Regions from separate parts of the Homo sapiens genome. Here regions 2, 3 and 4 are each linked to region 1. Evidence: chromatin contacts called from ENCODE Hi-C or POLR2A ChIA-PET data. All regions are on one chromosome and are shown on one strand. Each heading gives the region's core, a stretch centred on a gene start or an enhancer-like site at or near the end of the contact. The rest is flanking DNA. Distances are from core to core; before and after follow the strand shown.

Region 1 (3,068 bases), core at 422-2,921:
AAAGCCAAAAGCAGACCACAGTGGTTTGCAACTCCATAGTTAATAATTTAAAAAATTCACATGGCTTAGAGGGAGTGAGAAAGAAGAAAATTCAGACTGGTGGAAGGGTAACATAATTACATAGGGTTAGAAGTCTATCTGAAAGCTTTTCTGGGAGTGAGAAAAAAGGTGAACGAACACAAAAACATTGTTGAAACACTAAAAGCTTTCCTGATTGAACACTGTTACTCTCTGGTGGTTCCTTACCACATTCCATGCTTCAGAAACTTCCTTCCTACTTTGTATGTATTAATATAATAGCTGTTAGGTCATACACGCTGAGAAATATTGGGAAAATTTATAAAACACATTTACATCATCAGAAATAATTCTTCTCACACTTTTTTTTTTTTTTTTTTTACCAGTCTTGGTCCACTTTCAAATCCCTTCCCAAGTATTTTCTACTGCTTTCCGCTTTATATTCAAATGACAACTGCAGTCCTGGGTTTCAGGACTGAACTTCAATCCTGGACAGGCTCTCTAATACAGAAACTCTTTTGGCCGTTATGGCTGCATTCTTTATTATATCTCTTATTCCGATTTCCACAGTCTCTTTCATTGAAAATTTATCCCTAACCCCCTCTCTAAAAGATTTTGATCAAATTTGTGTAGTTGGGGGGTTGGGAGGATAGGGGCGGGAAGGAACTCAGTTGTCCAAATACAATTAATATCCTGTGCTGTTTCATTTAGATTGCTAATTTAAATAAAAAGCATGAAAACTCTGCAAGATAATAAATCTTCGTAAAATAATCTTGTTTACTAAGTGCACAAAGCCACAAGCAAGTGAAGCTCTATCTTTCAGCATGTCTGGACTAGTGACTTTTCATCATGGACTCAGAATACTGAGAAAGGAGAAGCAGGAAATCTGTGAGGCCCAGGGACAGTCACACTGGCCCACACTAACAAATTACTAACCGATGTCTCACCTTCCCCCGCCCCATTCCCAAAGATAAGGGTGTCAGGGCACCTGCATCTGAAGAAGAAAGACATCAGAACCTTTTCCGTGCAAGTTTTAAGAAAACAAAGCTTTACCACACGTAAAATGGTTACAACATAAAACCACGCAGCACGTTAGTGGGGTCTCACTCCTCTTCACCCAGAGGGAGGCTGCCCACCACCTTATCCCCTATTGTGATGCGCCTTCCTCAGGATGTCGCTGCGTTCGTCTGAGATGACAGGAAAGGGGCGGGGCACGGGGTTCCTCTGCCCTGGAAAGGGATGAGGGTATCGCCTTCATCCCCGGAGAAAGGCCCCCGGACTCCCAACCCAAAAGCAGCAGCCGCAAAACTCAAGTCTTATCCCGGCCTCTCCTAATTGGGTGCTCGTGGCCGGAGCCCAAAACGCCACCCACGGTACCCGAGCAGGGTCCGGCCGCCCAGACCACCGCCGCAGCAGCCTGGCTCTCACGCCCAGATTCGCCCTCCGCCCCTTTCCTCTTTCGCCCCGGCCAAGCCCAGCCTCCCGCGCCGCCCCCGCCGAGTTCCCCAGCTGAGTCCACTCACTCTCGAACCTGTAGTCCCCCTTCAGTGCCCACACAAGATTGGGGCAAAGGCCGGGGCCAGTGACACCTCCACTTCCTCCTCAGCCAGATCCCTCCGGAGGTGGCTGTGGAGGAAGCCACTGAGGCGGCTGCGCGTAGCGGAGCCGCCCCGGCAGGTTGCAGGCCGGCTCCTCAGCCTCTTACCGCGAGAGCTCACAATGCGAAGAGGCGAGGCCAGCAGCGTTCTCGCGAGAACGGTGCTCTCCGCCCAGGGGTGGGCGGGGCACCGAAGGAGAAGGCAGTTGAGGGCGCGGCGGCCACGGGTGGGATCTCAGGCGCGTGGAGAGGAAGGCGCCGCGCGACCTCTCCTCACAGACATCAGCTCGGGTCAACCGCGGGCCTCGAGCCCGAGTGGCTGAGGGCTGTTACCTTCAAACCTTTGAATCCCACGTTTTCCCCTTGACTTCCTGTCACCGTTAGAGAAAAGTGGACAGCGTCTCGGTCACAGAGTTGGAGAAATAGTGCAGGGACTCTTCAGGGAGAGCGTTTTCCTCATCAAAGCAAACTGCAAAATCGCTTCTGCCGGCGTGGACCTGATGAGAGTCGGTCGTCGTGAGGGACACCCTCTGTTCCCTAACGTCCCCCGCTGCTTATTTTTAAACGCTCGGTTGGCGGGAACCCCTGTGCCAGCTGAAACTCCTTCAGTTTGGCCGCCTAGGAAACACCGAGAGTCACCTACATGGGCTGGCTGGGCAATAAAAACGGGAAAAAATGTAAAAGACACAGTCTCCGCCTTCGAAGCTTACACCCCCGGGGCAAGACCTACAGGAAAATAGATAATCCCATTATTCTCTGATAAAAGCCGAGCTGCTTGCCATGAGCTCTGGGAGCAGACGGGGAGGCCTTGTTGAGAAAGCCTTCACCTGGGAGTGACAATTGCGCTGAATCTTAAGCATAAGTAAGTTCTCCAGTTTAGGGAAGAGAGGGAAGGGCATTGCAAGGAGAGGAAGCAAAGAGGAAGAGGACCTGGTTTGAGTAATTGGGTATGAAAACAGATATTGCAGCAAGAACTTTGTTGAAAAACCTTTAACCACTGTTTAGTTCGGATGAGAACATTCCCAGGCTCCTACGTGTGATACGCAAAGTATTTTCCAAATCAGTGTTTATGCTAAGAAGATGAGCAGTTGAGCTGGACAATTATAAGATAACTTCATCTTTCTCCTGTAAGGACACTTAAATATCAGAAACCTAAGAGAAACGGGTTATTGTCGTAATTCACTAAGTTATTATAGCCAACATTTTGCTAAATTGGAAATTGCCAATAATTTCAAGTTGTCTACATAAGAGCAATCTAATAGGAATTTTGTGATACAGTTTCTCAGAGAAACTCTGAGAAAATTCTCAGGCAAAAAACAAAAACGTCATCAGTCCTGATTTATTATCAAAATTTTCTCCTATAAGCTCTGCTCAGAAGAAGTCATTCTGTAGTCCAAGTTAGGGCTAATGAGGAGCCATACTCTTACATCAAAATAGAAGCTGTCCTTTTCTA
Region 2 (3,212 bases), core at 689-3,188, 810 kb after region 1:
CGTGCCTATAGTCCCAACTACACTGAAAGCTGAGATGAGAGAATCACCTGAACCCAGGAGGTAGTCTGCTGTGGGCCATGTTCATACCACTGCACTCCAGCCTGAATGACATAGTAAGACTCTGTCTCAAAAAAAATCAGAAAGCTCAAGACCTGTAGAAAGGCCTCTCCTCAGCTTATAATGGAATCTGACCATTAAAAGAGCTCAGCTTTGGAAGTTCAGCTACAAAGGAGCTAAATATTTATTCCCTAACGATAGACTCTGTTGTTCAAACAAACAAACAAAAAAAACTAAACATTAATGTTTAATCCTTAATTATAACATAGACTCAAGGAAGACACAGTCATTTCCTCTATTTTGTTATGTGATGCTATCAATTTTAATAAGAGAATGATTCATGTTGTTCTTCATATTGCCCAATGTAGGGAGAATGAATAAAAATAAATCCCTTTTGAAAATGAGATGCAGTAACAAATTATAAATAGCAGCCGAATGCTAATTAGCATGAAGCTAATTCTTCAATTTACATCCTTTGAAATCTGAAAGCAAAAGATCTACACTAAAATGTCAAATTTAAATAATGACATCCTGCTTTAGAAACCCTGTTGGTTCAGAAGGCTTCACATGCTCTGTAGGGTGGAGAGCAGAGGCTGTGTCATGGTTCAGTACCACGGACCTAGGTTCAAACCACTGCTGCACCTGAGTACCCATGAGGGTTGGGGCCAGTTATTTTACCTTTTCTGGCCTTAGGCTTCGACACAAACTCTCTCCTACTAGCAGACACCTCTACTCCACCTCCACAATTTAGACAATTCTTACACGTGGGTCTTGATGGTATCCTGTTGTAGGACTCATTGAAAGCCAACTGCACTCCACCCAACCCTCACTTCATAAATAAGTAAATGCATGCACTGTGTGAAGCTGGTTTGGGTTGCATTTCTGTCACTTATAACTGAAAATGTCATGACAAATAAAATATGCATGCATAATTTTACAGTTATCAGAGCAAAATGAAATTTGTCTTCACTTAACATTCATAATATTCATAATGTCTTAACATAAGATAGCACTCATTAACATTTTCTCATACTGTTCTAAATACTCCTAGTCTTTATAACTGATTGGTAATAGTTCTCATATTTTAAGCAGTTGCATGTTTAAGCAATTTTTCTTTACCTCAAATAATCTGTAAGTATTCACAGAAGGGAAAAGGGTGAAAACATCTTATTCAAGTCTACTGACTCCAACACCTGGAGTTGGTATAAACATAGTCCCTCTTTTTCTAGTGTTGGAATGTAACTGTTACTCAGTGGTTCTAACCTGGAATCACTAGCCTACAGAGGAAGTCAAAAGCGCCACCTGTGAAAAACACTCGACTCTCCTGCTCCCTTCCCCACTACACTAGTGCTGCCCAAATCAAGACCTGCAGCCTGATAAGATCCACAAATGAGATAAAGAAACTGAAAGCAAGTGTTTAGAAACTCTTAATTTGACACTGCCATGATATACAGGAGAATGATTATTTTCCAAATAATTCATTTTTTATAACATTTAGAAAAGTATCAGTCCACAACACTGGAGACTAACAATCTTTTAACCTGGCCCTCCAATGCAGATAAGTCTTGAGAAGCTGCACTGTGCCACTCTCCCCCATCAGAGAGGCATGTGCTAGAGTCTGCGAACTAGGTTTCTAAATTTCTCAAACGCTGAAGGATCCAGGTGTGAATACATAGTTCCAGATCTGCATACCTCCCTATCTGTGATTAAGTAACTTGCAGTGGCTTATTCTTATTCCTCTAACCTCCTACCCTGTAAAACAAGATAACTTCCCCATCTTGCCCTGCTTTTGCCACAGAATTTCTCAAAATAGCCCACACTTACTTCCTCCACATCCTTAGCCTCCAATCACACCTCAACTCACTATCATCTGGTTTCCACAACCAGAAGACTGAAATAAATCTAAGGAAGTCATCAGCAACCGCACAAGACCAGTGCAGCCTCTCACTCCCCCATCCTCTGCACAGCACTCAATGCTTTCCACCACCTCCGTGGCTTCCTTCACAAAACAGCCTCGTGGTTCTCTCCAGTTTCTGGCTACTTCTCTTGGCTTTTTGCTGCCTCTTCATCTTCTACCTCCCATGTTTGTTTTCCCCAAAGTTTTACCCTTGGACCCTCTCCTCAAACACTCTCTTCCTGGAGGATATTACCCATTCTTATCTCCTCAATCACTAAGCTCAAAAGAGACAAATTTCAAATCTGCATTCCTAGTCCGAGCAGCCTCTTTTGACCTCCAATTCCCATTCCCCATTCCCAAATGCCTCCTGGACTAACCCTGTATGGGATTGTCACATAAATTTCTATCACTAGAGAGTTGCCTATACTCCTTATTTTAATTAATAGCACCACCACCTTCCTGGTCATCCAGACAGTATTTTGGAGACTCAAACATCACTTGGATATCCCTCCAGTGTTCAGTCTCCTTCTCCCCATGTCACTGCAGTTCAGGTCTTCATTGTCTCTCTTTCTGAAATCATCCATTCATCAAATGGCTTTTCAGCACATGCCAGGCAATATAAACACAACAGACGTGATTCTGCCCTCACTGAGTTTATAATACTAAGAGAACAGATTCCATGATTCCAACAACCTCTATCTGACCACCAAATTTGCACTTCTCTGCCATTATGCTACCACTAGATTAGATCCAGGCACCTCCTGTTCAGAATCCTTGGCAGTTTCCCATTATACACAGAAGGGCCATCCTATTTAAAGCCCTCCACAACCTGATCCCAGTCTATTTTATCATATTTTTTTCCCATTGCATGTAGAATCTTTTTAGGCCAAGGTTCCAGTCCAGAATACACCCTGCATTCTGCCAACTCTGGGCCTTTCTCATCTTTCCACCCTCACTCTTCTCTCCTCTCCATCTCAAATCCTACCAATCCATCGAGCTCCAGCTTAAACACCAATTCTAATTAAGAAGTTCCCTCAGATTTTCCAGGAGAAATATATGCTACAATCCCTTCTGCTGGACAACACTTTTTGAATGCTTTTCCTACTCTGCCTTGAAAGTGGGTCCCAGCATTTGTTTTTATCACTCTAAAACTTCCTGCACTAGACTCTGAGTAATTTGAAAAAAAAGGAAAATCTCCACATTTATCCATTTCCCCAGAATGCCTATTACTGCCATGCACAAAAAAAAAAAAAAAAAA
Region 3 (2,786 bases), core at 265-2,764, 620 kb after region 1:
ACCACCATGCCCATTTTTGTATTTTTAGTAGAGATGGGGTTTCATCTCTACTAAATATGAAAAGATCTCTGTCTCACAAGTAAGATCTAAATAGAGATTTGCCATGTTGGCCAGGCTGGTCTCGAACTCCTGACCTCAAGTGATCCGCTCATCTCTGCCTCCTAAAGTGCTGGAATTACAGGCATGAGCTACCGTGCCCGGCCCTGCATACACATACTTTAATACCATGTCACAAGCAATTAAATGAAAGAGACAAAAAAAAAAGGAAAAAGGAAGGGAAACGCAGAAAAAAGAGAAAAATGTCAACAGAAACAGGATAATGAGAAAAGGAAGAAAAAGGGAAGAGGAACAAAGAATACAGGAAGAGAGTTGCAAAGGAAGTCAGTGGATTTCAAGTAGAAATGGGGAGAGAGGGCGGCTCTGGAGATGCTCCATAGCCTGAAATTACCCATGGTTGGCAGACCCTGCCTGCTGTGGTTAGAAGAGGAGTAAGTGGACGATTCTTATCACTGCCCTTTGAAAGCCTGATTCATTTTCAATAGGCTTTTCCTTAGTAGGAAAACAGTATGTCTGTTTTTATTTTCAAACTGAAAAATTTATTTTTCAAATGGGAGCTTAAAAATGTATTTTTCAAATGGAAGCTTATTTTCCTTTGAAAATCCAAAAGGTTTATTATGCATTCCTTTGAACCCTCAGAAATATCGTTAAGTTTACCACCTATATCCGAAAGCCCTTTTGATAAGGCAAAGCTACCAGTTGGCCTTCTTTTGGTTTTTGTAGAGACTATTGCTGCCTCATTTAATAGCCCCTAGTAGCTACAATTGAAACCTCAGCATGTATCTCTGATTTAGAAATCGTAGAGCTATGTAGGGAGGCAATTTTTTTTTTAGCGCATCTTTCTTCATTGAAAAAAGCAATACAGAAACAATAAAAAAGTTTTCTCTCTTTCCTATCTATGCAGACCTATCCAGATGAGGTCTTTCCTGGAGTAATGTAGTGCAGAGATTAAGGGTATGAGTCCTGGACCCAAAAAGACCTGGCCTCCAGTTCTGCCTGCCCTGTTCACTAACCCTGTGACCTTGAACAGGTTACCTAATCTGCTTCAATTTACTGACCTGTAAAATGGGGATAGCAAAAGTACTTACCTCCTAGCATTGTTAGGATTAAACGAGACAATATATGGAAAGAAATCAGCAAATAAAAGGACTCAGTATTTTGTAGTTATTATTATGATGTCTCATCCTTTCATCTCCACCCTAGAACCTAGAATTCACTTCTATCCATCATGGATTTTATATATTTAAACCAAATCAACCCAGTAAATTCCAAAAGGAAGTCTTGTAAAATGCTCTTCCTAACACTCACAATGATTTTAACATTCTTTGCCACTACTCTTTGTATAATATTTAAGAATAAATGTCCAACTGCAAAGAAAAAAAAATTATGTTAATACTACTAGAGGAAGTGAAAAAAAGCAACTGAAGCAAGTTACATCTGTAGTCATTGTTTTCATCTTGCAGGAAGCAGAACAGACTAAAAGCAACAACGTGCAGCTAGAGATGTGGGTTTGACAATCGGAAATACTGAATTTATTCATGTAATCTCTCTTTCCCCACTTATCAGCTATTCACAGCTAAAAATGAGGGCCGAGAGGGAATCTTAAGTTTTTCCTGGCTACTTCTATACCCAGAAGTACAGTAAACCTGAGCTTATGAACACATTTCCACCCCCTACTCCTCCCAGTGAAGTCTCTGAAAGCATGATAAGAAGTGACGTGATTATATATGCATGCCTCTTTTTTTTCTCCCTTCAGTAATTCTTTATCTCTCTCCATTTATTTTCACTGCTCTGCTTCAAAGTCATTCCTTCTGGTCCTGTCATTTTGGTCCCAGAGAATATTTCCTAGAGAAAGCACACATGTGTATTCCTCCTAAAATTTGTTAGAGAAATCCTGTTGTGGGAGGGGTGGGGAAGGAGACCAGGATCCGGAAAGGATGATTGAGTGAATTTTACCCCTGATTTTTCAACATAGCCCCCATCTTAAATATTCTCGAATAGCCTATGGGTTATTGCTCCCACAGATCTTCTCAATTTATTAGGGAAAAAGCTCTCTTTTTTTTTTTCAAAATATTACCATACTTAGAGGCATACAAAATCCTTTATTGCCCAAGTACTGATCTGGCTCTAAGTCTTATTAACTAATGAAAGCTGCATCTTCTTTTCCTAAGGGTTAAGGATAAAATGAGACCATGATAGCACCACCTTATATACAACCCACGTTTACTTTCTAACTTGGTGACTTTTCTGACTGTTTCAGATTCCACATTTGATGGGGTGACTGACAAACCCATCTTAGACTGCTGTGCCTGCGGAACTGCCAAGTACAGACTCACATTTTATGGGAATTGGTCCGAGAAGACACACCCAAAGGATTACCCTCGTGAGTAGAGTGGCTACTCTGTGGTTTGGGGAAAAGCACATTGTCAAAGTTCTGTCTGGTTATAGGGCACACTAGCTGCAGCATGTCAGATCTGCTCCCTAGTATTGGCTGGTTCATGAAATGCACAATCCAAGTATGTATATTAATCAAGACAGGCAGACATTATATGGGTATGCTTTCAGCTTCTTTGCATAGCATTGTGCTATTTTTTTTCTTTTTTTTTTTGAGATGGAGTCTCGCTCTGTTGCCGAGGCTGGAGTGCAGTGGCACAATCTCGGCTCACTGCAACCTCCGCCTCCCGGGTTCAAGCAGTTCTCCTGCCTCAGCCTCCTGAGTAGCTGGGATT
Region 4 (3,211 bases), core at 661-3,160, 910 kb after region 1:
CCTCAATCAAGATATAAATAGTCCCCGGGAGTGGGCAATGTCTAGCAACGTTACAAATTTACATGTCCTTTGACCTGGCAAATCTAATTCTAATAACAATTTTAACAAGTATATTCACACATGTGCAAAATAACTTATATAATGTTATTCACTGAACCACTATTTGTGATAGCAAGAGACTGACACAATTTAAATGCCCATTAATAGGGAACTGGTTAAATAAATCAAAGTTCATTGATACAATGAGATACTATGCAGCAAAAAAAAAAAAAAAAAAAAAAATGCCTGCTAACTTGGAACAATCTTCAAGATTTATTTAAATGAAAAAACAAGATACCAAACAGCATGTGTGATACACTACCATTTGTGGAAAGGGGGGAGCATAAACAAACATGTATTTGATTGTAATCACAGATTTTCTTTCTGGAAGAATAAGAAACTGGGAAACTTTTCTCTTTTTTTTCTTTTTCTTTGGAGTTTCCTCTTGTTGCCCAGGCTGGAGTGCAGTGGTGCAATCTTGGCTCACCGCAACCTCTGCTTCCTGGGTTCAAGCAATTTCCTGGCTCAGCCTCCCGAGTAGCTGGGATTACAGGTGCCCACCACCACACCTGGCTAATTTTTGTATTTTTAGTAGAGTTTTTACTGCATTTTGACTGCATTTGACTGCATTTTGATGTGGAATTTTTTTCACATTTTGAAGTACTTTGGATTTTTTCCTTTTTTTTTTTTTTTTTTTGAGATGGAGTCTTGCTCTGGCGCCCAGCCTGGAGTGCAATGGCATAATCTCAGCTCACTGCAAGCTCCGCCTCCCGGGTTCATGCCATTCTCCTGCCTCAGCCTCCCGAGTAGCTGGGACTACAGGCATGTGCCACCACGCCCAGCTAATTTTTTATATTTTTAGTAGAGACGGGGTTTCACCGTGTTAGCCAGGATGGTCTCGATCTCCTGACCTTGTGATCCACCCGCCTCGGACTCCCAAAGTGCTGGGAATACAGGCGTGAGCCACTGTGCCTGGCCAGGAAACTTTTCTTATATAAACCCTTTGGTGCCTTTTGAATTGTGAGCTATGTGAGTGAATTACCTATTCAGAAAAAAATGACTTAATTGAAACCTTTAAAAAATGAATGTGGAAAAAGATTTTATATTCAGAAAGTTATTTTGAGTCATTTCAGAAACACATTTATTTGTGTAAAGTTAGATGTAACTACAAACCACAAAACTACAAATTGCAATATGTCCAACAAATGTGTACCAACAGCCACCTAGAGCTTTAAAGGTTTAGATAATGTGTTAATTAATCAGAGAGGTAGAAAGAATAAAAGACAGGTTAAGTTGTTGAAGATCCCAAAGTCACAGTTGGGGGACTTGGAAGCTCTCATTATAAATAACATCTCACCTATCCTGTGAACCTGCTATGAGATTAGAATGTACATGTTATAGGTGAGGAGACTAAGGCTAGAGAGCTGAAGGGACTGGCTGAAGGTCACTTAAGCAGAACTTGAATTCCAGGTCTATCTGACCCCAAGGCAAGATATGTGCCAACATCCCCTCAGTGCTATCTATTAAAGATTCAGACCTTGATAAGAGGTGATAAGAGCATTGAATAAGGGGTCATCGCCCAAGGTCCAGGCCTGAAAGTACTCTAGTAAGCAGGAAGGATAGCCATTTGGTCTTTGGCCCCTTTGTACAGATTTTCATGCCAGAGCCAGAGCATAGAGTCCACATCTTTCTGTGACTACAGCATGACAATGCCATACTACAGGGAGGGAATCTATCAAAACTGGTTTGGAAAATATTTTTGACAAACATCTAGTAAACACATTTTTTGTGCACTAAGCTGAAAGTTCTTGAAAGTACAGATCATTTTGCCTTTGTAGCCCCTGGCTCAGTGCCTGGCACATAGAGGTTTCTCAGAAAATATTTGGTGAGTGAATGAATGAGCCAACAGTTGGCAGCACAGTGTGAGGCAATGCAGGAAGTCCAAAGAAGTAAAATACACAGTGCTAGGTTATAACTCAGTTGAGGAGACAAGACAAAAATATCACAATACTTAGGTAAGCATAGGAGACAGGCTATAAATAAGGCCCCCGTGTCAAATGAAGCCTGAGCTACATGCAATCAGAAGTAGAAGAATAGCCCTGTACAGTACAGTGATGGGAATATGTCATCTAGATAGGCAGAGATCAAGAGGAAGGCATTCTAGGGAAGACAATTTCTAGTGGAGATGTTTTATAAGCCCAAAAGCTTGACACAGGGGAAAAAAACTATAAGATTTGGAATTAGGCCCAAGGTTTGAATCCCAGATCTACCCTTTATTGATGGGCACAATTACTTAACCCCTCTGATAAGGATACTATCTCACAAGACCATTGTGAGAATTAAGCTAATTATATTGAGAACCTAGTCCAGTGACTCACTCATGGTAGGTGTTCGATAAATGATTTTTCACCTTCGTACATGGAACCCAAAAGTCTTCAGCCAATGGCTACAGGTAACAGTGAAGAAAGGGTGCTGGCTGGAACACTGGGAGAGATTTAGGGGGCTAAGCTCCAGGAAACAGACTGGGATGGAAGTAATGTGGGGTGGGAGAATGGGACTTCAGAGCCAGACTGAGATAGTTGGACTCTACAGCCCCACCTGTGGCCATTTTAGATGGCTGGTATTAAGGATCTTGTCCTTCCTAGAATGCTAGGCTGAAGACAAACTGGCAAGAAGGAGGACTAAGGAGAGGGCAGAGGAAAGATACTTTTCTCCAAGCCCTGAGATCCTCCAGACCTTGAGCCAGCTGGAGAATAATGGGGAACTGAAGTCCCCCAATAGTATGTGGGGCCTCCCCAGATCCAGGGACAGTCTAAAACTGGATTCGGGTAGTGGGGCCAAGGGAGATCCTCCACTGCTGCCCCTGAACATCACCTTAGCCCCACAGCCTCAGTGAGCAATCCAAGCTCCAAGCCTAGACACAAAGCCCTCTCCTCCTCTAGATCTTAGTCTCCCTCCCTTGGCTTGTTGCTCTTTGCTCCTTCACTTATCTTTGTTTCTGTTTTAGTCTCTATCTCAGCTTTTCTGTCTCTGTTCCAATTGTTCTCTCCTTCTGTCTTTGTTTCTATCTAAAAGTTTCTTTTTCCATTTTACTCACATTTCTCTGAATAACAAGGCATGGCTCCCTGGGAAATTTTCTTTGCGTTACAAAAACCCAAAACAAAGCAAAACA

Evidence for each region. A loop is a pair of places that touch in the nucleus more often than their neighbours do. ChIA-PET counts read pairs that join two places held with the same protein, here RNA polymerase II (POLR2A). Pooled maps may share reads with other maps.
Region 2: a map with no recorded cell type shows a loop between it and region 1 (8-fold over the local background). The contact joins the enhancer-like site here to the promoter of BTBD10 in region 1. A Hi-C loop is called at or near these places in 2 of 37 single-sample maps with no recorded cell type and 2 of 50 pooled maps. POLR2A ChIA-PET finds 5 or more read pairs at or near these places in 1 of 52 experiments (CD8-positive, alpha-beta memory T cell).
Region 3: a map of OCI-LY7 shows a loop between it and region 1 (3-fold over the local background). The contact joins the enhancer-like site here to the promoter of BTBD10 in region 1. A Hi-C loop is called at or near these places in 2 of 168 maps with a recorded cell type or tissue (CD8-positive, alpha-beta T cell and OCI-LY7) and 4 of 50 pooled maps. POLR2A ChIA-PET finds 5 or more read pairs at or near these places in 2 of 52 experiments (CD4-positive, alpha-beta T cell and OCI-LY7).
Region 4: a loop to region 1 is called in a pooled map, with 2.1 times the contacts of the local background. The contact joins the enhancer-like site here to the promoter of BTBD10 in region 1. A Hi-C loop is called at or near these places in 1 of 168 maps with a recorded cell type or tissue (CD4-positive, alpha-beta T cell) and 1 of 50 pooled maps. POLR2A ChIA-PET finds 5 or more read pairs at or near these places in 2 of 52 experiments (GM12878 and T-cell).

What each region holds. Positions count from the first base shown.
Region 1 is chr11:13,461,551-13,464,618 of GRCh38, forward strand. It overlaps BTBD10 (BTB domain containing 10), which reads right to left and starts at 1,672. Exons shown (of 9, transcript NM_032320.7): 1 at 1,542-1,672. RefSeq lists an enhancer at 1,852-2,041.
Region 2 is chr11:14,269,478-14,272,689 of GRCh38, forward strand. No RefSeq gene overlaps it. Among named protein-coding and RNA genes, the nearest start is that of RRAS2, 88 kb to the right of the region's middle. Within about 2 kb of position 1,939, at least 5 of the 41 ENCODE cell types and tissues checked have a DNase peak (open chromatin) inside an H3K27ac peak, as active enhancers do.
Region 3 is chr11:14,077,582-14,080,367 of GRCh38, forward strand. It overlaps SPON1 (spondin 1), which reads left to right. Exons shown (of 16, transcript NM_006108.4): 5 at 2,318-2,440. Among named protein-coding and RNA genes, the nearest start is that of SPON1, 120 kb to the left of the region's middle. Within about 2 kb of position 1,515, at least 3 of the 41 ENCODE cell types and tissues checked have a DNase peak (open chromatin) inside an H3K27ac peak, as active enhancers do; they include CD8-positive, alpha-beta T cell and OCI-LY7, where a contact is called at or near this core.
Region 4 is chr11:14,372,486-14,375,696 of GRCh38, forward strand. No RefSeq gene overlaps it. Among named protein-coding and RNA genes, the nearest start is that of RRAS2, 15 kb to the left of the region's middle. Within about 2 kb of position 1,911, at least 7 of the 41 ENCODE cell types and tissues checked have a DNase peak (open chromatin) inside an H3K27ac peak, as active enhancers do.